Regions from separate parts of the Homo sapiens genome. Here region 1 is linked to region 2. A link is an interaction called in ENCODE POLR2A ChIA-PET data of the cell type or tissue named here. Cell type or tissue: OCI-LY7. All regions are shown on one strand. Each heading gives the region's core, and the rest is flanking DNA. Links, peaks and the distances in the headings are about the cores only. Region 1 overlaps RABGAP1 (RAB GTPase activating protein 1). Region 2 overlaps RC3H2 (ring finger and CCCH-type domains 2).

Region 1 (12,059 bases), core at 223-8,222, 50 kb after region 2:
TTTTTGGCCCTCCCTCTGGTCCCCCAGCAAAGCCGGTTTGTGTCTTGACTTTAATGTTTTATGCTTGGTCCTATTTGGGAATCCAGCCGCTCCCCCCCGCCTCAGTTTCTCCCCATTGCTCACTAGGCCTGTATCTGTGACTTAAGCTAGCCTGGGCCTCAGGCTGTCCTGGGCTGCGCCTAAATTTCAAAGACTTGCTAGTTTTCACTGTCGCTTTGCCATCTCAGGTTGGTCTTTCAGTCTCATTTCCCCGTCTGCAATTAAAGCGTTCTTGGCATCCCAGTCTTCTCATCTCCTTGAAGCAGCTACCCCAGTACCTCATCGCTGTGTCTTTTGATTATCCGCACCCTTAGGGTTTTACGTGTTGAGCCAAAGGATAACCTCAAGACTTCCAGGAGTTCGCTGTCCATTGCCTGGTAGTACTTTGGTCTCTGCTCTTCTGCATCCAGACTGTTTATCATCTGCTCCTGCGTTTCACGCATCTGCATACCTTTGGTTACTCGAGAATTCTTTTTTGGAAACAAATGTCCTAGGAGACCGTGTTAAGTGATCATGCTGCTAGTGTTCCCGCTACTAGTGCTCCGTTAGTTTTAAATCATGTTCCAACTTGAATTTGAGGTCTTTTGACTTTCGTTGGCTTTTTGTCAGGGAAAAAAACCTGTTAGGGACAGGGTTTCACAATTCCTTTTATATTTCCATTCACATGTATTTACAAACGTGTGCCTGGAGTAGTAAGTACACAATAAGTGAGTTTCCAGCTGTTTTTGTTTCGGAAACAAAAAACAAAACAAAACAAAACAAAAAAACAACGGAAGGTGAATGGAATTGTGTTTGTAACATTAAACTGATGTTTGAAAAGTAGTTGGGAAAAAAAGCTTAGGTACTAAGGAGGGTTCATCCAACTTTTTTTTAAACGAAGGACGTGTTGCCTTAGTTCAAGTTTGTATAAGGTGCTATTTAATATGTATTGAAGACTTAACTAGAGCTTACTTATGAAAACTGAAAATAGGGGCCGGGTGCGTTCACGCCTGTGATCCAGCATTTTAGGAGGTTGAGGCGGGTGGATCACAAGGTCAGGAGTTCGAGACCAGCCTGTCCAATATGGTGAAACCAGGTCTCTACTGAAAATACAAAAATTAGACGGGCGTAGTGGCAGGCGCCTGTAGTCCCAGCTAATCGGGAGGCTGAGGCAACAGAATCGCTTGAACCCGGGAGGCAGAGGTTGCAGTGGGCCGATATTGTGCCATTGCACTCCAGTCTGAGCAACAGAGCGAGACTCCGTCTCAAAAAAAAAAAAAAAAAAACACAAAAAAACAAAATAGGGAAGAGAAGTCTTTATAAATCTTCCTGTGTAGAGTTCACTTTGTATTAATAAAATTTCAATCCATGATTGATTTTTATGTATTGGTAACATTTAAAATTCATATGTAATTTTAATTCAAGATATTAACTCAGATTCATAATTAAAGTTGAAATATTTGTGGCGTGAGGTGATTCATGCTTGTAATCCCAACACTTTGGGAGTCTGAGGTGGGAGGACTACTTGAGTTGAGAAGTTCAAGACTGCAGTAAGCTATGATGGGTGCCACTGCACTCTAGCCTGGGTAACACAGCCAGTTCCCATCAAAAAATAAAAAATAAAAAAACAACAAAAAATCTGAGATATAGTCATGTTGTGGTGCACTTTCTTTTTTTTTTTTTTTTTTTTTTTTTTTTTGAGACTGAGTTGTGCTCTTGTTGCCCAGGCTGGAGTGATCTTGGCTCACTGCAACCTCCGCCTCCTGGGTTCAAGGAACTGATTCTCCTGACTCAGCTTGGGATTACAGGCGTGTGCCACCACGCCTAGCTAATTTTTTGTATTTTTACTAGAGACGGGGTTTCATCATGTTGGCCAGGCTGGTCTTGAACTCCTGACCTCAGGTGATCCACCTGCCTCAGCCTCCCAAAGTGCAGGGATTACAGGCGTGAGCCACTGCGCCCGGCCACACTTTCTTTTAATTGAGTGTTATGATTCAGTTTACAGTTAACGCATTGACATTAATAGGTATATATTTGTTTGGAAAGTTAACCTATCAGCTATGTGCATTTTGGCATTTTTGGCATAGTATTTTGTTTGCAGTTTATAAGAGTTGTAGTAATGTAGTGGGAACAGAGACACCTGTTTCCTACCTTTTCTGCTGCATATTGAGAGAACTGTATTATGCACTTTATCTACATGAGGGGCATGGTTTTCCACACAATTTATTAACTGAACTTTGTAGCCCAGCTTCTTTTAAAGAAGTCTGTTGGCTGGGCGCGGTGGCTCACGCCTGTAATCCCAGCACTTTGGGAGGCCAAGGCAGGCGGATAACAAGGTCAGGAGATCGAGACCATCCTGGCTAACACTGTGAAACCCCGTCTCTACTAAAAATACAAAAAATTAGCCAGGCGTGGTGGCAGGTGCCTGTAGTCCCAGCTACTCGGGAGGCTGAGGCAGGAGAATGGCGTGAACCCGGGAGGCGGAGCTTGCAGTGAGCCAAGATCGCACCACTGCACTCCAGCCTGGGCGACAGAGTGAGACTCCGTCTCAAAAAAAAAAGAAGTTTTTGTTTTTTATTCAGTATATTTCCAGCTAAAGGAAAGCCTCCTTTGGAGGTCTCATTATTTCCCAGTAGTTTTAACAAGGAATTTTTGAATACAGTTTTCAGAAAATAGTTTAAATTGGTGCTACAGGTGAGTATCTTTGTAAAAACACTGGTTTGCTAAGGTTCTGACATAGGCTGCCCATAATGTTATCTTTGTAATTTCAATATAATCAGGTATCAGTAGACTTCTCAAGCATGTGGAATAAATGAATACAACACACTTTTTTTTTTTTTTAAAAGAGATAGGGTTTTGTTCTCTTTCCCAGGCTGGAGTGCAGTAGTGCTGTCGTAGCTCACCTCAACCTTGAACTTCTGGGCACCAGTGATCCTCCTGCTTCAGCCTCCCAAGTAGCTAGGACTGCAGGCACATGCGACCACACCCAGTGAATTTTGCTATTGTTTGTAGAGACTGGGTTTCACTGTGTGGCCCAAGCTGTTATCAAACACCTGGCCTCAAGCAATCCTCCCACTCTGGCCTCCCAACGTGACAACACTCTTAAATAATCTTTGTTTGTTTCTTTTTTTTTTCTTCTTTTGAAACGGAGTCTCACTCTGTCGCCCAGGCTGGAGTGTGGCGGCACGATATCAGCTCACTGCATCCTCCCAGGCTGGAGTGCAGTGGCGTGATCTCGGCTCACTGCAACCTCCGCCTTCCGGGTTTAAGAGGTTCTCCTGCCTCAGCTTCCCGAGTAGCTGGGACTACAGGCGCGCACCACCACACCCAGATAATTTTTTTTTTTTTATTTTTAGTAGAGACGGGTTTTCACTATGTTGGCCAGGCTGGTCTCGAACTCCTGACCTCAGGTAATCCACCTGCCTCGGCCTCCCAAAATGATAGGATTACAAGAGAAAGCCACCGCGCCCGGCCTAAATAATCTTTCTTAGCAAGACTATACTTCAGGGATCGTTCCTATAGTTTGTTAAATAATGTTTCTTGGAGATAGAACTCAAATATTTAAGAAGTGCTCATTTAAGGTACGTAAAGCAGAATTTGGCATGACATTTTGGTGCTTTGTATGTAGTTACCTTGTTTTACTGAGTTTACATAGTTAGATCCCACTGAAAAAAAATTCAAGGCTCAGGACTTAATGCCCGTGAGTATGCCTGGAAAAACACCATGTATACATCATAGCTGTTGCTTTTTTTTTTTTTTTTAGCATAAACTGGTTACCTAGTCATCCCAACCACCCTCACCCCTCTGTTTTGTGTTGATCCTGAGATCATTATTCTTTAGAAACTTTGTAACAATATTGGATAGACGTTTAAGCTTACATTGTAACCATTCACGTTGACCCTAACAGCCTTGTTTCTCTTCATGTGCAGACTGACCAAATATGGAAGTGTGCAAGTCTTGAACACATTAGTTTATACAATGTGGCCTGAAAGTTTCCCTCCTCTTTCCAAATCAACCATAATATTCTGAGGTACTCAGTGAGAATTTTTTGAAGATTGTTTTCTATCAGACTTTTCCCCCTAAATCCCTTTTTCTGATCACTATACAGTGAAATAAAGCCCTAAACCTACTTTTAAGCTCCTGCCTGACATTAAATAGTATGTATGTATTATCTTGGTTGTAAAGTATGAGAAATATATCTTCTTAATTGTGTACCTCTCCAAGAATTAATGCATAGTTGTTATGTATTTCCTGTTAAGGTTGCATCAGCATTTGTGTTATAAACTACTACTCCTTGGGTTCTGTAAGTCTTTGTGGAAATAAATTTTTCTCTGTACCTAAATCTGGCATTTCTGAAGGTACATTAGCAAGTGAGTTTCTGTGGTAACTTTAACATAATGTTACTAAGTCAAACTTTAACAACAATTTGACTGTTTTAAAACTTTCTCCCTTTTTCCCTTATTTATGCATTTTGGTAACTAACCAACAACCTATGGTTTATAATTTTGTTTTCCATTTTCTGAGGATGATCTTTTATCAGTTAAGGAAATGATATGCAGAATCCTTTGGGAATATATTTTATTTTTTAAGACTACTAAAGTGCAGTAGTGAGAACGGGGAAAAGAGTAGAACAAGGAGTTTGTTCTGTAACTGACTGAACAATCGAGATAACTCACTGTCTTTGGACCAGCTTTGGGAGTATATTTTAACTATCATGAAGGATAATACGAGATAGCATACTGGAAGGCACAGAAAACACGTATCTTCTGCCAAACATTCATGGTTTGCCTACATGCATTCCCCTGAAAATCAAACAGGTCATAGAAAAGACAAATTATATTTCTGCATTTATCTTAGACTTTGATCATCTGTTGAATGATTTGCCTGCTGAGTTTTAAATTCATGTAGATTAAAGAGAAGTGAATAATACATTTTAGATCTGAATGTAAACAGATGCATATTCTAAGTGGAATAGATTCATTTTCTTTATTGTAGATGAGAAGGAACTATATTGACTAATTTCCTAAAAAGAGGAAAAGTCTTTGACTAACCCTGCGTTGCTTAAAAATACTCATATTTTTACATTTATTAAATGCTAATGTAAATTATACTGTAGAAATCTGAACAGTTTTTAAAATCTGTACTAGCAAGTCAGGAATATAATCTGACCTTGTGAATGAGTAGTACATTAACATTAAGCTGACTTTCCCTGTGTTCCCAGGGATAGCTTCTATTGTGGACGTGGAATCCAAATAACAATTTAAATATTTAGTTTCACAGATATTGTGTTGAAATGGCATTAAGCCAGCATATGTAGAGTTCTGGAAAAAATTAAAGTGTGTTTCCTGAAATATCCATGGGAACATGAGAAAACCATTGGCAAGATTTTTTTCAGGTGTCAGCATTATCACACTCATAATTAACAGAGTTAAATGAACTCTGTTTTATGCACATTTCATCCCTACTTGTTACCTCTTGTACCTTTCATTAGAAGTATGAAGTATCAAGATATAGTGGGGAGAGTATGAACTTTGGGGTGAGAAAGACATGGATATCCCAAGTCTCTGAGAAGGAGTGATTAAGTAGCTTATCCTCAGAAACTCCATTTTTAAACATGGAGCTACTTACATCTACCTCATGGAACTGTAATGGAAAACACCTGATATCCCCCCTAAAGACCCTATAAAGTTATAATTATTTTGAAACTTACTTTTATTGAAGGATAAATGTGGCATACATACATTGAAATATTATTCAGCCTTAGGGAAATTGTGACACATGCTACAATATGAATAAACCTTGAAGACTTATACTAAATGAAATAAACCAGTTATGAAATGATAAATATTGTGTAATTCCACTGCTTATATGATACACCTAGAGTAGTCAATTTCTTAGAGATGGAAAGTAGAATAGTGGTTTTTGGAGGAGGAAGAGAATAGGGAATTAGTGTTAATGGGCACAGAGTTAAGAAAGGAAATGTTCCAAGGATAGATGATGGTGATGGTTGCATGACAATGTAAATGTATTTAATGACACAAAATTGTACACTTCCGTGGCTAAGATGGTAATGTTTGTGTTATTACTTAATCACAATGCAAAAAGATTACAACTTATAAAAAAGATGTTTTAAAGTTTTATTTTGTTTTACAATTTCCTGTATTTGTTTAATTCCGATATCTTTTTTAGTTAATGTAGAATTGAACTAAAAGTGATTTAATAGTTTAAAGAAGTAAATTGTCACAGTTACGGTAGGCTCAAATTTGCCTAAGCGTGAGTTTTAGATAAGCTAGTTTTTCTTGCCTTTAAGTGCAGGTAGGCCCAAGATGATTGTTTTGATTCTTTTGGTTTTGGTTTTGGTTTTTTAACGTAACCTGAAATTAATCAGAAAGCTTAAATTATTATGATTCTCTTAGCTCACTAAAATAATTCAAAGAAATAGTCTCAAAATTCAGAGTCAGAATGAAAACAAAGACATCTATTGTTTAGCAGTTAGTAGTGGTGGAAAGGAATTTATTTTTATAAAGAAGGGATGGTGTTCCATTGAGTTTTGTTTGATTTGTCCCACCCTTTCCAGGGATAGGCTGTGTGAAATTCATGTGAAAACCAGTGCAGTGAAACAAAGTTCAGAGCCAGGAAAACACACACACACACACACACACACACACACACACACACACAAACTGAAACTAATGCAATGTGATTTTTTATAGCTTCTTTGTACCCTGCTTGTTTAATTTTAAAGAGCTACAAACCCACAGGAATTATCCTGCTACAGCATCTTTCAGACTTGATTCTTTTGTTGCATCCTGTCTTGTTCTTTTTCTAAACAGAGAGTAAACTCACCAGATTTGTGTTTTAGAAGGGTACAACTGGGAGCAGCATAGAGGATGGATTGGAATTGGGAGAGGATGGAGATAGGGACATCGAGAGGGAGAGAGATGCAATCCAGAAAAGAACAGAGACACCTAGATACTTGGGTTTGGATCAAGTTCCACAATTTTCTCTCTGAACTTAAGCGAGTTACTCAGCCTGCCCAAGCCTTAGTTTGTCTGTCATATGAACTTAATACCCATCTGGCAAGGTGTGAAGATTAGTAATAATGCAAGTAAAACTTGTTCGTACCATGTTGGGCATATAATTGACACTCAAGAAGTAATAAGTATTGTTTTCTCTTTTGATTTAGCAAGATGATTTAGTCATCTTGCTTAAGATTCCCTAAAGCTGTACCCATTTTTTCACTGGTTGAGCAACAAAAATGATGGGGATTGGGAGGGAAGTGGTTAGTGTTTGGTCCAAAGGGAACCCAAGGTATATTTTTTGTGACTGTGTTAACTGTTTTTTGATCATGACAGTTGGGGATTTGATGAAGAGTTTAGTCTTCATCCATGTCCACATCCCCAGTACATGCATGTAGAGTAGCATGTTTGTCATTTGTTTTCCTCATATTACTTAGACCCTACTAGTTAAACAGCCATGAAGTATATTCAACCAACCAAATTTATTGAACACTGCCCGTAAGTAAGGAAATGAAATTACTACGAGTAAAACATAAGACCCCTGTCCACAAGTAGTTTGGGGGACTCTTTGTGCCCGTTATACTCCCAGCATTTGACATGGTGGTTTATACTCAGTAATTGCTTCTGGAATGAATGGATTGATCAATATAGCGGAGTAGAAAAGAAGCGTTGGGCTAGGTGCGGTGGCTCACGCTTGTAATCCCAGCACTTGGGGAGGCTGAGGCAGGTGGATCATTTGAGGTCAGGAGTTTGAGACCAGCTTGGTCAACATGGTGAAACTTCATCTCTACTAAAAATACAAAAATTACGGCTGGCTGCGGTGGCTCACACCTGTAATCCCAGCACTTTGGGAGGCCTAGGTGGGTGGATTACCCGAGGTCAGGAGTTTGAGACCAGCCTGGCCAACATGGCGAAACCCCGTCTGTGCTAAAAATATAAAAATTAGCCAGGCGTGGTGGCGGGCACCTGTAATTCCCAGCTACTTGGGAGCCTGAGGCAGGAAAATCGCTTGAACCTGGGAGGCGGAGGTTACAGTGAGCTGAGATCATGCCATTGCACTCCAACCTGGGCAACAAGAGTGAAACTCCATCTCAAAAACAACAATAACAAAACAAAAACAAAAATTAGCTGGGCGTGGTGGTGCATGCCTGTAATCCCAGCTATTCAGGAGGCTGAGGCAGGAGAATCGCTTGAACTCTGGAGGCAGAGGTTGCAGTGAGCCAAGATCATACCACTGCATCCAGCCTGGGTGACAAAGCAAGACTCTGTCTCAAAAAAAAAAAAAAAAAAGGAAAAAAAAAAAGTGTTGATATTATTTTACTGTGTGGTAAATGCTATAATTCTGTGATGAACTAAAAAACAAAAAGCCTGAGGAGCCCTAGAAGACAATAACACTGCAGAAGGGAAAGGGGGAGGTTGAATACTTGATTGTATCCACTAGGTTGCTGTTGGTGGAGAAAGGCTGATTGCGGAAACAAAAACACATTCCCAGCTGAGCAAGCAGCATATGAAAAGGCTTGAAAGCATTAAAATGCATGACATATTTGTGTATATAGTATGGTGTGACAGAAGAAGATAAGACTAGAATGGAAATTGGCTCCAGATTTTGAAGAACTAAATAATACAAGGATTTTGGATTTTATTGTATTTTCAGTCAGGAGCAATAAATAGTTTTGAGGAAAGGGGAGGTATGGGATATATGATCAGATCTAAGTTTTAGAAATTAACTTTGGGGGCTAAATAATCAATGACTAGGAAGAGTCTAGAATGAAACACTTGTTATAGCCAGGTTGAAAGAGAATAAAATACAAGTCAATGACATGAGGGATAGTGAAGAAGGAATATATTTGGGATATGTTTTAGAACTAAAATCCATTATTCCAAGGGAGGGTGAGAAAAGGAGGAGTCAAGATTTGTTTTGGTTTGGTGTCTTTTTTTTCTTTTTCTTTTTCTTTCTTTTTTTTTTTTTTTTTTTTTTGATGTTGTTTTGAATCTGTGGCTGTTAACCAGGATAGAGAATCTAGAAAGAAGAATCTGCTGACGCGTGGGGATTAAATGGTTTAGTTTTGCAAGGAATTGGTTTTGAGATGACCATAGGACGCATATAGTAGAGCCCTGCTGTGTATTCTCATAACACCCTTTACACACCTCTGTTATAACAAGCACTATATTATAATTACCTGTTTACTGGTCTGTTTTCTCTACCACTGTAAGCCTGTCAAAGGTAAGGAGTGTCTTTTATTCCTCACCATAATTCTATACCTGGTGTCTGGCACATATCAGACTCTTTGATACTGAATAGAAGAAAAAGAAAATATAACACAAATACCCATGTGGAATTCAAGAGAAAAGACAGTGCTAGTGTTATCAGCATACAATAGAAAGCTGTAACCATGTTAGCTAATGAGATAGCCAGTGAAAAGAAGGACGATGATGTGATTTTAAAAATAGAAGAAAAGGAACCTAAATCAGAACTAAGAAAAGATAGTGGTAGGAAATGGATGCAAAAGGATAAGAGTTTCAGAATAAGAAAATGGCCAGCATTTTCATTTACTTCAGCAGGTGGAAGTAAGAAATAATTCTTTGGGTTGTGAAATTTTGTAGTATTGATGGTTTTTAAGGGGTTCAGTGAAAGTGAGAAGTAACGGGGTGGTATTTTTGAGAGGGACTGTTTAGAACAGTGGGGAGTTCCATTGAAGTGGTAGAGGTGGAGGCATTAATACTACTCTTTCAAGAAGAAAATCTCAAGAAAACCAAAGAAATAAAGGTTAACCAAGCTTTGGATGAGGCACTAGCACATTTTGTCTCAAGCATGTCAGGTTCAATTATTAGTATCACCCACACCTCTTATTAAGCTAGGTAGGTCACTTACTGGGAGGTGGTTTTGCCTCTGCTAATTGCACATTAGCAAATCCATGCCACTGCATGTCACTGTTACTTCTCAGATGTTAGTTAACTAGAAACAATACAAATATCTGATAGTACTCTGTCTCAAAAAAAAAAAAAGTTGAAGTTTTTAAAAAAGTAAACACTGATTGTTCAAGAACCGACTGCCTTTGAAGGACTCTTAAAAGAGGTTTTATCATGGCCAGTTCTTTCCATTTCACTCTGTTAACTACAGTGCTTAAGAGGAGATTGAGAATGAATGTGAATTTTTTTTTTTTTTTGAGATGGGGTCTCACTCTGTCACTTAGGCTGGAGCGCAGTGTCTCCATCATAGTTCACTGCAGCCTAGAACCCCTGGACTCAAGCAGTCCTCTGGCTCAGCCTCCCAAGTAGCTGGCACTACAGGCACACACCACCACACTTGACTAATTTTTAAATATCTTATTTTAGAGATGGGATGTAACTATATTGCCCAGGCTGGTCTTGAAATCTTGGCCTCAAGCGACCCTCCCACCTCAGCCTCTCAAGTTTTTGGGATAATAGGCATGAGCCACTGCTCCTGGCTAATTGTGAATCTTTATTTAGCAATATGGAGATGCATTTTATGCTGGGGTACATAATTGAGCATAGAATTGGCACTTACGGCACAGAGCAGTGACTGTAGGCAAAAAGTTCATGGAGTTTTGGTATACGGGACTAATTTGCAATAAAAATCTGTAGTGATCTTTAATGTCTCTGTAAGAATAAAAGTAGTGAAAGAGTAGCTATAATGAAAATAAAGCATAATTGAACTTTTAGGTGTGATGGAAGAGGCTGTATAAGTGAACATAATTGTCTGTCACCTCAAGTGACTTGACTTTTTTAAAAGAGAGGTAAGGCTGGGTACGGCAGTTTATGCCTGTAATCCCAGCACTTTGGGTGGCTGAGAATTTTTTTTTAAATTTTTTATTTTTTTTATTTTTATTTTTTGAGACAGAGTCTCGCTCTGTCGCCCAGGCTGGAGTGCAGTGGTGCGATATTGGCTCACTGCAAGCTCCGCCTCCTGGGTTCATGCCATTCTTCTGCCTCAGCCTCCCGAGTAGCTGGGACTACAGGCGCCTGCCCCCATGCCTGGCTAATTTTTTTTTCTTTTTTGTATTTTGAGTAGAGACGGGGTTTCACCGTGTTAGCCAGGATGGTCTTGATCTCCTGATCTCGTGATCTGCCCGCCTCGGCCTCCCAAAGTGCTGGGATTACAGATGTGAGTCACTGTGCCTGGCTGATAAATTTTTTTAAAAAATTACCTGGGCATGGTGGCACACACTTGTGGTCCTAGCTACTCAGGAGGTGGAGGTAGGAGGATCACCTGAGCCCGGGAGTTTGAGGCTGCAGTGAGCTAGGATCACACTACCACATTCCAGCCTGGGCGACAGAGCAAGACCCTGTCTCAAAAGTAAAAGCATCCTTGAACTTGCATCCACCAACCTGCCCTGTTGGTAATTGGACTTGTTATAAGGATCTAGGCTCATCACTTCTATAAAAGGAGGAGACAAACTGTGAGTGCTTACCTACCAAATACCAGGCTATTCATATGTATCTTATTTCAAATGGATAATAATCCTTATTCTATCTGTTTTACAGAATTGTTAGGATGATAAAATGAGATACAAATGTGTACATTTTATTCCTTTCTGTGATACATAAAGGATATTTATTCAAAGTACTATTTTGCTTTTATTTAGATATTAACAACTTAGAATGTGAAATTAGGAAATTAATTTATTTATTTTTTCCTCAGTAATGTGTTTCCCGACTAACAATCAAATTAACTCATACAGGCACTGTAGACATAAGCCAAGAAGTAGAGATAGTATAAGTATTTTAATTTGGATTACTTAAATCAGTTAATAACTGTTAAATTTTTTTGAATTTGAAGTTAGTTTTTGAAAAGCTGTAACTATTGGGCGCTTATAATGTTCTTTGTGTATTGTTAAATGTTTTATGTATAGTCCTTAGTAATTTATACAGTAGCTCTATGAGATCGATAGTATAACATTACCTCTATGGAAACTGAGGCTCAGTGTGACAAGCTCATACTATTAGTAGTAGAACCAGTATCTTTTTTTTTTTTTTTGAGACAGAGTCTTGCTCTGTTGC
Region 2 (12,059 bases), core at 1,590-9,589:
GCTGTAATATCAGTTCTGTTACAGTTCTTTCTCCAAGGGAACGAGCTGCTCGCATGGCTCTTACACGACCTTCTTCCTCCACCAGTTGACAGTTTACAAGTGTCACCAGTTTCCTTTGCATTGGACGGCTCAGTGCACTCTGGTTCAAGCTAGCTACACCTTTAGGAAAAGGGAAACAAAGGGAGCTAAAGTTTTTTCAATAAAAAATAAAAGTCAATTTTCATTATCTGCATTTAACGATTAAGCCACAATTCCTAATGAGTCCCTTGTAATGTGCTTTCATTTTTCTAACAGTATTCTGTCTCTGTTTGTTATTATTCTATAGTAATAAGAAGCCTAATTTTTAGCTACTTTAGCAGTTTAACCTAAAAGTAAAAATGACTCTATTTTTTAATTGTATATAAGACATTTAGAATACTGCTTAATGGTAAGCTCTTAGATTCTACTCCTATGTACCTATGTAAGAATATTGCTCCAGCAATTCTCCCCTCTCCCACATTATCAAATTTTCCCTCTTTACTTGAACATTTCCATCATTACAGAATAAGAACAAGTATGCTGTTATTTCATCCATCTAAAATACAAATATTTTCATTGATCCTGCTTCCCCTACCAAATCTGCCCCATTTTTTTTTTTTTTTTTTTTTTTTGGAGACAGAGTCTCACTCTGTCGCCCAGGCTGGAGTGCAGTGGCACAATCTCAGCTCACTGCAACCTCTGCCTCCCAGATTCAAGCAATTCTCCTGCCTCAGCCTCCCGAGTAGCTGGGATTACAGGTGAGTGTCACCACACCTGGCTAATTTTTTTTGTATTTTTAGTAGAGATGGGGTTTTACCATGTTGGCCAGGGTGGTCTCAAATTCCTGACCCCAAATGATCTGCCCGCCTCGGCCTCTCAAAGTGCTGGAATTACAGGCGTGAGCCTCTGTGCCCAGCCTCTGTTCCATTTCTTTCTTCTCTTATGCAGCAAATTTTCTAGAGTTGTCTATACTCGCTATTTCCTAGTCTAGTGCCTTAACTACTTAGCCAATTGTAGATCACTACAATTGATCTGTTCACTACTTCCAATTCCTTGTTTCACAATCTCTGAAACCCACCCCAATCAAATTTTTCCCACATCACTTGACCAAACTTGCTAAATTGGTTAAATTAGTTAATTCTTAGTTCCTTATTTTATCTGACCTTCCAACAGCATTCAACACACATGATTACTCATTACTCCTTTAAAACACATTATTTGGCTTACTAATGTATCCCAGCACTAGAAGAATGCCTGACACTCTCAGTCCACGCTCTTTAGATAGCTGTTCAATAAATGAATGAATGAATACAGGGGATAAGTTTCTCAGTAAAATCACTATGGCCACATACACAACAGTGCAAAGCATTCAACAGGTACAAAATACTCAATATATTCAATCATTCAACAATTGTTTATTATACCTATGATGTGCTAAGTATGCAGTGATAAAATTTCAGTTTTGTCATAGACTTAAAATAATTTATTACACTTGTACATCTATCTCCCCCAGTAAACTGTGGGCTCCATGATGGCAGTGACCTTAATCACTGTTAAGTGCTCAATAAAATTTAATGAATGACTGAATGAATACATGCATACATGAAGCTGTCTTAATAGGACTTATCAAAACTAATATTCTGTTACAGCACTATTACACAGTGAATTCAAATAATGTACAAATTTCAAGATGCAGTGACTCTGGTAAATTTTTTTTTTTTTTTTGAGACAAGGTCTCACTCCCATTGCCCAGGTTGAGTGCAGTGGCACGATCACAGCTCACTGCAGCCTCAACTTCCTGGGCTCATGTGATTCTCCTACACCGGTCTCCTCAGTAGCTGGGACTACAGGCGTGTGTCACCATGCCCAGCTAATTTTTTGTATTTTTAGTAGAGATGGGCTTTCGCCTTGTTGCCCAGGCTGGTCTCAAACTCCTGGGCTCAAGAAATCTACCCACCTTAGCCTTATAAAGTGCTCAGATTACAGGCATGAAGCCACCACACCCAGCTTGAATTCTTTTTTTTTTGAGACAGTCTTGCTCTGTCGCCCCAGGCTGGAGTGCAGTGGCACCATCTCGGCTCACTGCAAGCTCTGCCTCCCGGGTTCACGCCATTCTCCTGCCTCAGCCTCCGGAATAGCTGGAACTACAGGTGCCTGCCAAGACGCCCGGCTAATTTTTTGTATTTTTAGTAGAGACGGGGTTTCACCGTGTTAGCCAGGATAGTCTCGATCTTCTGATCTTGTGATCCGCCCGCGCTGGCCTCCCAAAGTGCTGGGATTACAGGGGTGAGCCACCGCGCCCGGCTCTAGCTTGAATTCTTAATAACAATATTGGTTATTTTCAGAAAATAGGACAACATAATTTTCTCAGTCTATACATTTTTCAAGGCATTTCTCAAGCAAACTCCTTTTCCATAACTTAATAGGGTATCCACATCAAGTCATTCAAAGTAAATGTACTACCAAGTCCTACTTATCAGTAAAAATGCATTTTATGAACTTACCTTTACCTCCACTTAGTGGTTTTAAGTAGAGTGCCAAATCCTCAACGCATTTCTTTGCAACCTCATAGTGTTTATTCTCACCTAGATTACTTAACTTAATTGACTGATGATCTGGTACCTTAAAAAAAAAAAAAAAGGAATATTGCAGAAATACATTCATCCAGCTCATGCAACTATTATTTATGTACTTGATAATAATCTTGGTGAGTATAAAATTATCATGCATAGATAATACATGAAAGCCATTTAAGTAAAATTAAAGTCAAACACCTAGCCAAACTGCTTTCCACAAACCAAAAATAAGGCCGGGCATGGTGGCTCATGCCCGTAATCCCAGCACTTTGGGAGGCCAAGCCAGCAGATTAACTTAAGTTAGGAGTTTGAGACCAGCCTGGCCAACATGGTGAAACTCCATCTCTACTAAAAACTACAAAAATTAGCCAGGTGTGGTGGTGGATGCCTGTGATTCTAGCTACTCAGGAGGCTGAGGCAGGAGAATCTCTTGAACCCGGGAGGCTGAGGTTGCAGTGAGCTGAGATCGCACCAGTGCACTCCAGTCTGGGTGACAGAGTGAGACTCCATCTCAAAATAACAACAATAACAGCAACAGCAAAAAATAACATACTTAACAGCAGGAGCTGTGTGGATTAATGAAGGAAGAAAAGAAGCAGAAAGTTAACAGTATTGTATCGATGCTAATTTCTTGGTGTTGGATGTTAACATTAGGTTAAGCTGTGGAAAGTTATACAAGTTCTCTGAATAGTATTTTTTGCAACTTTTTTGTAAGTCTGAAAGAATTTCAAAATTAAAGAGTGGAGAAAAAAAGACACAGTTGTTTTTTTTTCCCCAAAGCACTTATCACCTTTTTACTATATTATTTACTTAAGATAAGCATTATTAAGACAGAGTGTTCTCATTCAAAGGTCAAAACTTGGGTAAAAATTGCAGCTCTGCTACTTCTATGAATGACCTTGAGTAAATTACTTAACTGCTCCAAGTCATAATTTCCATATCTGCAAAATGAAGATGAAAATCTGTATTTTGTAGTGCCGCTATAAAAGTTCAATACAGGCCAGGTGCGGTGGCTCACACTTGGAATCCCGCACTTTGGGAGGCCGAGGCAGGCGGATCACGAGGTCAGGAGATCGAGACCATCCTGGCTAACACGGTGAAACCCTGTATCTACTAAAAATACAAAAAATTAGCCGGGCGTGGTGGCGGGCACCTGTAGTCCCAGTTACTCCAGAGGCTGAGGCAGGAGAATGCCGTGAACCTGGGAGGCAGAGCTTGCAGTGAGCCGAGATCGCGCCACTGCACTCCAGCCTGGGCGACAGAGCAAGACTCCGTCTCAAAAAAAAAAAAAGTTCAATGCAATTCAACAAATAATTATATTTATGGAGTGCTTACCATGCACTGGACACAGTTATAGGTACCAGGGATATATCAATGAGCAAAACAGACAAAATGTTTTGCCTTTGTGGAGCTCACATTCTAGTGGAGAGGAGAAGAGGTAGCCAATCAATAAATTAAAAACATAATAAATTTGTAGTGTTCCAAGAGGTGAAATTATAGAGCAAAGATAAGGGGGACTGGAAATACTAGCGAGGGGTTACAAATTTAATTAGGGTGGTCAGGATTGGCTCCCTTGAGAACTGTGAGATATGAATGAATAAAGAACATGAAGAGAGAGGCTGGGCACGGTTGCTCACGCCTATAATCCCAGCACTTTGGGAGGCCAAGGTGGGCAGATCACTTGAGGTCAGGAGTTCGAGACCAGCCTGGCCAATATGGCGAGACCCCATCTCTACTAAAAATACAAAAATTATCTGGGCATGGTGGCACGCACCTGCAACCCCAGCTACTTGGGAGGCTGAGGCAGGAGAATCACTTGAACCTGGGAGGTGGAGGTTGCAGTGAGCCGAGATTGCGCCACTGCACTCCAGTCTGGGTGACAGTGAGAGATTCCATCTCAACAACAACAACAAAAAAGAAAATGGAGACAGACTGAACGTTCTAGGCAAAGGTAACAGTAACTACAAAAGCCATCACTTGGCAATATACTTGGTATATCTGAGAACTGGCTAAGAAGCCAGTGTAGCTTAAGCAGAATAAGAACAGTAGTAAAAGAGATAACAGAATTCACACTGTAAAGACCTGTAGGCAATTTAAGAACCAACTGAGATAACATTTACAAATGATATTAACACAATACCTGTTGACCTATAGCAGATGCTAAATAAATGGTAGCTAGGTTTTTTTTTTTTTTTTGAGACAGGGTCTCACTCCCATCACCCAGGCTGGAGTGCAGTGGCACGATCTTGGCTCTCTGCAGCCTCGACCTCCTGGGCTCAAGTGAACCTCCCATCTCACCATCTCAGCCTCCCAAGTAGGTGGGACTACAGTCACACACCACCATGCCTGACTAATTTTTTTATTTTTTGTAGAGATGGGGTTTCGCCATGTTGTCCAGGCTAGTCTCGAACTCCTGGCCTCAAGCAGCCTGCCCACTTCAGCCTCCCAAAGTGCTGAGATTACAGGTGTAAGCCACTGTGTCTGGTGGTAGCTAGTATTCTTACAAAAAGTCTATGATATTTTATCAAATCTAAAATGTTGTTTGCAAGAGGCAACATTTTATACTCCATTAACAAAAATATACTGGCAATTAAATTAAGATACACTATCAATTGTAGATGCACCTTGATTTCATAGTGTGTAACTTGATTATAAACACTGAAAAGAGATTTTGTGCTTTACAAGGAGGACTTCAAATATCAAGATACTAAAGGAATGAATGAAGTATTTTGGTTTATTGGATTTTCTATTAAATCAGAAAAATAATTCCTTTCTGGCTTTAATATGTAGCACATGATGTACAGAATTTCATCTCTTCCTAACTTGTAAAATGGGGATAATAACTACCTGAAAACCTATGGTAAGAATTAGTAATAATAAATGCTGAATACTTTCTGTCAAACCTAATGCAAAGTAGACCCTCATTAAATATGTTATTTCAAATCTAGAGTCTTGCTTTGATTCAATAAAATAATTACAAACATGAATTCTATAGCACATGTTCTTTTTTTTTTCCCCCCTAATGTTCAACTAAAGCATCACATAGCTCAGAGGTGTCTTTTGGCTTCCGTGGGCCATACTGGAAGAATTGTCTTGGGCCACACATAAGATACACTAACACTAACAATAGCTGATGAGTTAAAAAAAAAAAAAAAAAACTTTACGAATTTGTGTTGGGCTGCATTCAAAGCTGTCCTGGGCTGCATGTGGCCTGAAAGCCAGACAAGCTTGATACAACACATGTTCAGAAGAAATCATGGAGAATTTATTACTGACACATTGGTTTTTGGTTTTCCATATATACATCCCTACATAGACCTTATTGTTTCATTTACACTATTATATAAAAAGTCAAGTGAAGTAAAAAAAAGTAACAACAACAACAAAAAAACCTGTTTCTGGTCAAAGCTTTGATTACATTTCTTTTCATATCACCTGGTGAATAAATATATATGCTTATATAAAAATATTTCTTATCCACCAATATCACTTATATACATAAATTTTAGCCACAGAATTGAATATGTAACTATAATGTAATCTAAGGTTTTGTATAAGGATATGACATTATCTAAAGAAAATCTTTCGCAGAATACAATCATGAAAATCAGGTACATTGAAATTTATTTTTTACACCTTAATGATCACTAAACATACTATATACCTATTACTGAATAAAGTTCAATAACTATTTCATGTAACAAATTATTAGGTTGCTGCAAAAGTAATTGCAGTTTTTGCCATTAAAGCCACATAAGATGGCTGGGTGCAGTGGCTCACACCTGTAGTCCTAGCACCCTGGGAGGCTGAGGTGGGCGGATCACCTGACGTCAGGAGCTCCAGACCAGCCTGGCCAACATAGTGAAACCCCGTCTCTACTAAAAATACAAAAAAAATTAGCTGGGTATGGTGATGTGGGCCTATAGTCCCAGCTACTTGGGAGGCTGAAGCAGGAGAATCGCTTGAACCCAGGAGGTGGAGGTTGCAGTGAGCCCAGATCACGCCACTGCACACCAGCCTGGGTGACAGAGTGAGACTCTGTCTAAAAAAAAAAAAAAAAAAAAAAAAAAGGCCACATAAGATACACTAACACTAACGATAGCTGATGAGCTAAAAACATAAACATAAATCACAAAAAAAATCTCACAATGTTTTAAGGAAGTTTATGAATTTGTGTTGGGCCGCATTCAAAGATGTCCTGGGCCACATGTAGCCTGCAGGCTGGACAAGCCGTTAAAATAATGGCAAAAATAGTGATTATTTTTGCACCAACCTATAGTAAAATCTTGAATGCTTACCTGGGCTCCAACTAACTGGAGAAGTGCGAAGTTGACAGGAAGTACATCAATATCTGTGTTGATGGCAGTCTGGTCAAAAGGACAAGCTTTTCGATGAAGTTTATTCAAGCAGGTCTTGCAAACAGTGTGTGAACAACCTAAACTGATGGGTTTGTGCACATTCTCATCAAATTCATTATAGCAGATTGGACAGGACAGAAATTCTGTCCATTGAGCTGCCTGCACAGGCATTGTGGAAGCTGGATGCTCGGGTTAGCAGTCTAGCAGATCATTATTTTGCTGTGTAGTGTTTTGTAAGCTAGAAATGGACAAAAGTATGAATTAACCACATATTCATCATTCACCTTTGAAGAGTTAATTGCTTAAGTCAACTATTACAGCTTCAGACCTAAAATACTTCTAAATAATTTTATAACCTTTGGATGTCTTTTTTAAAAAACCTATTTGCTGAATTAATTACATTTCTGAAATTCTGCCTGGAAACAATACCTTAATAGTGTTCCTTTCAACTAAACTGTATTTATATTGGTTGCTCACATAATAAACATCAAAGCTTTTATGTATTTTTCTCAACGACCACATCAAACAAGCAAATTAACTTTCCATATTCCATTTTTAGGAACACAAATTACTTTGGACTGCTGGGCGGTTTTTTTGTTTTGTTGTTTAAAAAAGTGTTTCCCTTGGATAACCAGTACCCCAAAACATAATAAAGTATGGCCAGGAGTTAATGAACTTTGGAAACTACTGATCCAAACAATATTGTAGAGACTCAAGTGTGAAGAAAACAGCTTTGCCACCTGAAAGAGGAAATCTCTGACAAGACTTGGCTAGGAAGCAAAATGAGGCACTGAAAATCAACATATAAGAGAAGACTGTGATGACTGAGAGATGATTAAGAGAGCTGTTTGTTCATAAATGAAAGACTAATGCTGACCACAACATACAGTGCCAAAGTAAAACAAAAAAATTGTCTTAAATATCTTGTATTGTTCAATACAATACTTCTGATAAAACTACATTATTTAGCGATTGATATATATAACCAAAAACTGTAAAGTCCAATGAGGAAGACACAGAAGAATAAAACATTATTCTAAAAAGTTATATATGCATGATTAAAAACTGAAAAGGCACATAGAAAAAAACAGTGAGAGAATTTTTCTTATTTCTGAGATCAAAATGTTCCTGCTGGGCGTGGTGGCTCACACCTATAATCCCAGCACTTTGAGAGGCCGAGGTGGGAGGATCACCTGAGGTCAGGAGCTTGAGAACAGCCTGACCAACATGGATAAACCCTGTCTCTACTAAAAATACAAAATTAGCCAGACGTGGTGGCACATGCCTGTAATTCCAGCTACTAGGGAGGCTGAGGCAGGAGAATCACTTGAATGTGGAAGGCGGAGATTGCAGTGAGCCGAGATCACGTCATCGCACTCCAGCCTGGACAAAAAGAGCGAAACTTAATCTCAAAAAAAAAAAAAAAAGTTCCATAAGTTTAGTAAAGTAAAAGATTTAGTAGCAAAACGATACTAATTTGAACACACTAAACTTCCCAGAATTTCTTTATCTTCCAATTCAAGACTTAACATAAGTCTGACAAAAGCTCTCTGGTGAACAAGAAATCTAGGTATTTAGGGCAATCAAACAACTAATACTTTATTTCACAGGAATGTTTACCAACCCAAATATATTAGTTCCACAGAAATTAGATGTTTAAAAATGTAGTCACATTCAAAGAGAAAAAATATATAACAGAAAGTATTCTCAATTATGCCAACATACAAAAAAATTCTATTAGCCTTTATTGTGTTTTTTTTTTTTTTTTTTTTTTTTTTTTCAGAGACAGAGTCTCCCTCTGTCGCCCAGACTGGAGTGCAATGGTGTGATCTTGGCTCACTGCAACCTCTGCCTCCCAGGTTCAAGTGATTCTCCCGCCTTGGCCTCCCAAGTAACTGGGACGGCACCCACCATCATGCCTGGCTAATTTTTGTAGAGACAGGGTTTCTCCATGTTGGCCAGGCTGGTCTTGAACTCCTGACCTCAGGTGATCTGCCCACCTCAGCCTCCCAAAGTGCTGGGATTGCAGGCGTGAGCCACCGCGCCCGGCCCTGCGCTTTTATATTCACAAAAACAGAGATTAAAAAAAATCTTGGTAAAAATGAATTACAGGGCTTGCTATGTAAAAAGCACCCCTATACAAACTTTCTCAAACAGCTCTAATGCAAATTATCTAATATCGTTATCTTTAAAGTAACCAAATCTTCCAAGTTATAATTTTACAACTTTCATCCTCAAATTACCACATCTATTAATGCCATCAATCTAAAAACCAATTAGTTTCCTTCCAACTTTAGAGATAAGCACTGAGCAGATGAATATATCACTCCCTAAAACTACTGAACATTTTTAACATCCAGTTTTCTGGTTTGCAGAGTTATACAAGAAAAGGCCTTTGAGGAAGAATGAATTTCATCTTAAATCTACTGAAAGCCCTAATATAGTTAATAACTTGAACTGATTAAATATTTATGAAAACAGGACACTGCGTGTAGTTTTTCATAATGGCCACCTGTTTGGAAATGTTAATTCTGTGGGTTAGGGTATCACAGGCCACCTGGTAGTACAAAATAAGAGCAAATACCTTTTCCTTAGTTTTCCAAAGCCTTTCTGAAATGCTTTATATTAAAGCACATAAGTGTGGGGCTTGGGGTGGGGGAGTTTCAACCATACAGAAAAATGCTATCTTTCATATTGTCACCTACTACACAGTTTTAAACTGTTTCAAACTATACCAGAGCACACTTAATAGTTTTATGTTACAATAGTCCTTAGTATAGTTTTATGTTACAATAGTCCTTAGTGTGTTTCAGCATAGAAACATCAGAGGTTTTAACATAATTAATACTGAGAAGTTTAATTTCTACCACAAATTGAATTAATACCTTTAAGATATAAAGGTAAAACACTGCCAAAATTTTGGCAATAACTCTACCAAATTTTCTTCTCTGTGTCAGAGTCTAGCTTTCTGACAGTAAATTATCAACTAAACTTCCCTTATACGATCAGATGTAAGAAACGCTTTGATTTTCCAAATATGTTTTTCTTCAGTAATATTATCAGTAAATCCTAGATTCCTTAATTAAGATAAATCAATATAAAATTTTACCTAAAACATAGAAGAAACTTCATTCCTTCAAAACAGGCACTTTGTAAACATTTACCTAGAAAATATTTTTGTAACTACCAAAAATGGTAAATATCCTATAGTTTTTATAATTTAAAGAGCATATAAATGAACCATGGAGCACTAAGACTACATATTAATTTGCAAAACTTCTAGACCTATACTAATACATTTTATGCAACTTATTTGAGTCTATGTAAGTCTAAATTGCTATGAATATTTATAGTTACTACTGAAGTATTCTTCTCAAATAATCAAAACATTTCAAACTGAGATAAAATGGACTAAAAGGCCTACAACTCAAGATACCTAAAGTGATTCCTTAAGAAAAACATTCTAATTATTTGTATTAACTAATTTTAGTTACCAGTTACAAAAATTGAAAAAGGATAATAAGATAAAGCATAGGAGTGAGAAATGCTAAATTAAAGGTGGGACCATAAACAATTTTTCGCTCAAATAATTTTCCAGACTGTAAGTTCCTTGCTATGAGTGCTGACACATAAAACAGGAAGCACAATAGGCATCTCTTATATGATTCAAATTACAAACTGCTTTATTAAGAGCCAGCTAAATACTTTCATTTTCTCTTATTAGTCCACCATATTATGCAGCCAGTTCAGGTCTACGGCATCTGATTTTAAAATGCCAGAATAAAGTTTATGCTTCTTTAACTGTCATATATGTATACATCATTTTACAATTCTCTTAATAAAAATGTAAACCTTAGGGCTTAGTTCTTCTAATTAAAACCATTGTTTTCATTCTTGTTAACCTATGTGAGGAATATAAGCTACTGAAATGGACTGTCACAGTACTTCCCCGTTTAGAAAACTTAAAAATAATTAGTTTTGTTCTTAAAAAATGATATTTAAAGCATAAGCACAATTTGGATCTCTAGCTAAAAGACAAGTAAAAACCAAAACAGCAATGGAAACAACCTGTAAGCTAGAAACTCAGTACTGGAGAAAAAGGAATTGAATTGCAATTTAAAAGACTGCTATAATATGTGATTTTGCCGTTAACGTGTGAAGTATATATGACTCAAATTTTACTTCTTAAATACACTATGTGGTTGAACTGTTTTAAAATAAATATTAGATATAACTTCCAATGCATTCTTTTTTTTTTTTTTTTTTTTGAGATGGAGGAGTCTCACTCTGTTGCCTAGGCTGGAGTGCGGTGGTGCGATTTCGGCTCACTGCAACCTCCGCCTCCCGGTTTCATACGATTCTCCTGCCTCAGCCTCCTGAGTAGCTGGGATTACAAGTGCGCACCACCATGCCCGGTTAATTTTTGTATTTTTAGTAGAGACAGGGTTTCACCTGTGGGTCAGGCTGATCTCAAACTCCTGACCTCGTGATCTGCCCACCTTGGCCTCCCAAAGTCCTGGGATTACAGGCATGAGCCTCGGCGCCCAGTCTCAATGCATTCTAATAGGGCAATAATGAGATAACTACTTCTTTTTTTTTTTTTTTTTTGAGACGGAGTTTCGCTCTTGTTGCCCAGGCTGTAGTGCAATGGCGCGATCTCGGCTCACTGCAACCTCCGTCTCCCGGGTTCAAGCGATTCTCCTGCCTCAGCCTCCGGAGTAGCTGGGATTACAGGCATGCGCCACCAGGCCCAGCTAATTTTTTGTAATTTTAGTAGAGATGGGGTTTATCCATGTTGGTCAGGCTGGTCTCGAACTCCTGACCTCAGGTGATCCACCCGCCTCAGCCTTCCAAAGTGCTGGGATTACAGGCGTGAGCCACCGCGCCCAGCCAACTTTCTATTTTAACAAGTATAACTAATATTAGTGATGACGAGAAAAATACTTTCTTTGAGATAGAACTTACTTCTGCCTATCAAATCATAGCCAATGGATAACTTCATCCTTCATATTACCAAAGTCCTTAGCTCTTTAATTATTCTGATTGTAACAGGATAATCTATCTGGAAGTTTTGGGTTTTTATACATCTACTTTTATTCCACTAACA

What was found. ChIA-PET counts read pairs that join two places held together with the same protein. Peaks named below come from ENCODE experiments on the same cell type or tissue, not always from the same donor. Only the 100,000 strongest peaks of a DNase experiment are listed, where the experiment ranks them.
Region 1: POLR2A ChIA-PET joins it to region 2 with 10 read pairs; 31 of 35 experiments call an interaction of 5 or more read pairs at or near these places.

What each region holds. Positions count from the first base shown.
Region 1 is chr9:122,941,385-122,953,443 of GRCh38, forward strand. The region is part of intron 1 of RABGAP1 (RAB GTPase activating protein 1); the gene reads left to right. It also overlaps the pseudogene RNY1P15. Among named protein-coding and RNA genes, the nearest start is that of RABGAP1, 6.4 kb to the left of the region's middle. RefSeq lists an enhancer at 1-159. In OCI-LY7, for the core only: no CTCF peak of the experiment used is centred there; no DNase peak of the experiment used is centred there; H3K4me3 peaks cover 976 bases; H3K27ac peaks cover 803 bases.
Region 2 is chr9:122,890,387-122,902,445 of GRCh38, forward strand. It overlaps RC3H2 (ring finger and CCCH-type domains 2), which reads right to left. Exons shown (of 21, transcript NM_001100588.3): 2 at 6,893-7,190; 3 at 2,523-2,640; 4 at 1-159. The coding sequence starts at 7,123. Among named protein-coding and RNA genes, the nearest start is that of RC3H2, 8.9 kb to the right of the region's middle. In OCI-LY7, for the core only: a CTCF peak has its summit at 8,988; no DNase peak of the experiment used is centred there; H3K4me3 peaks cover 1,122 bases; H3K27ac peaks cover 2,025 bases.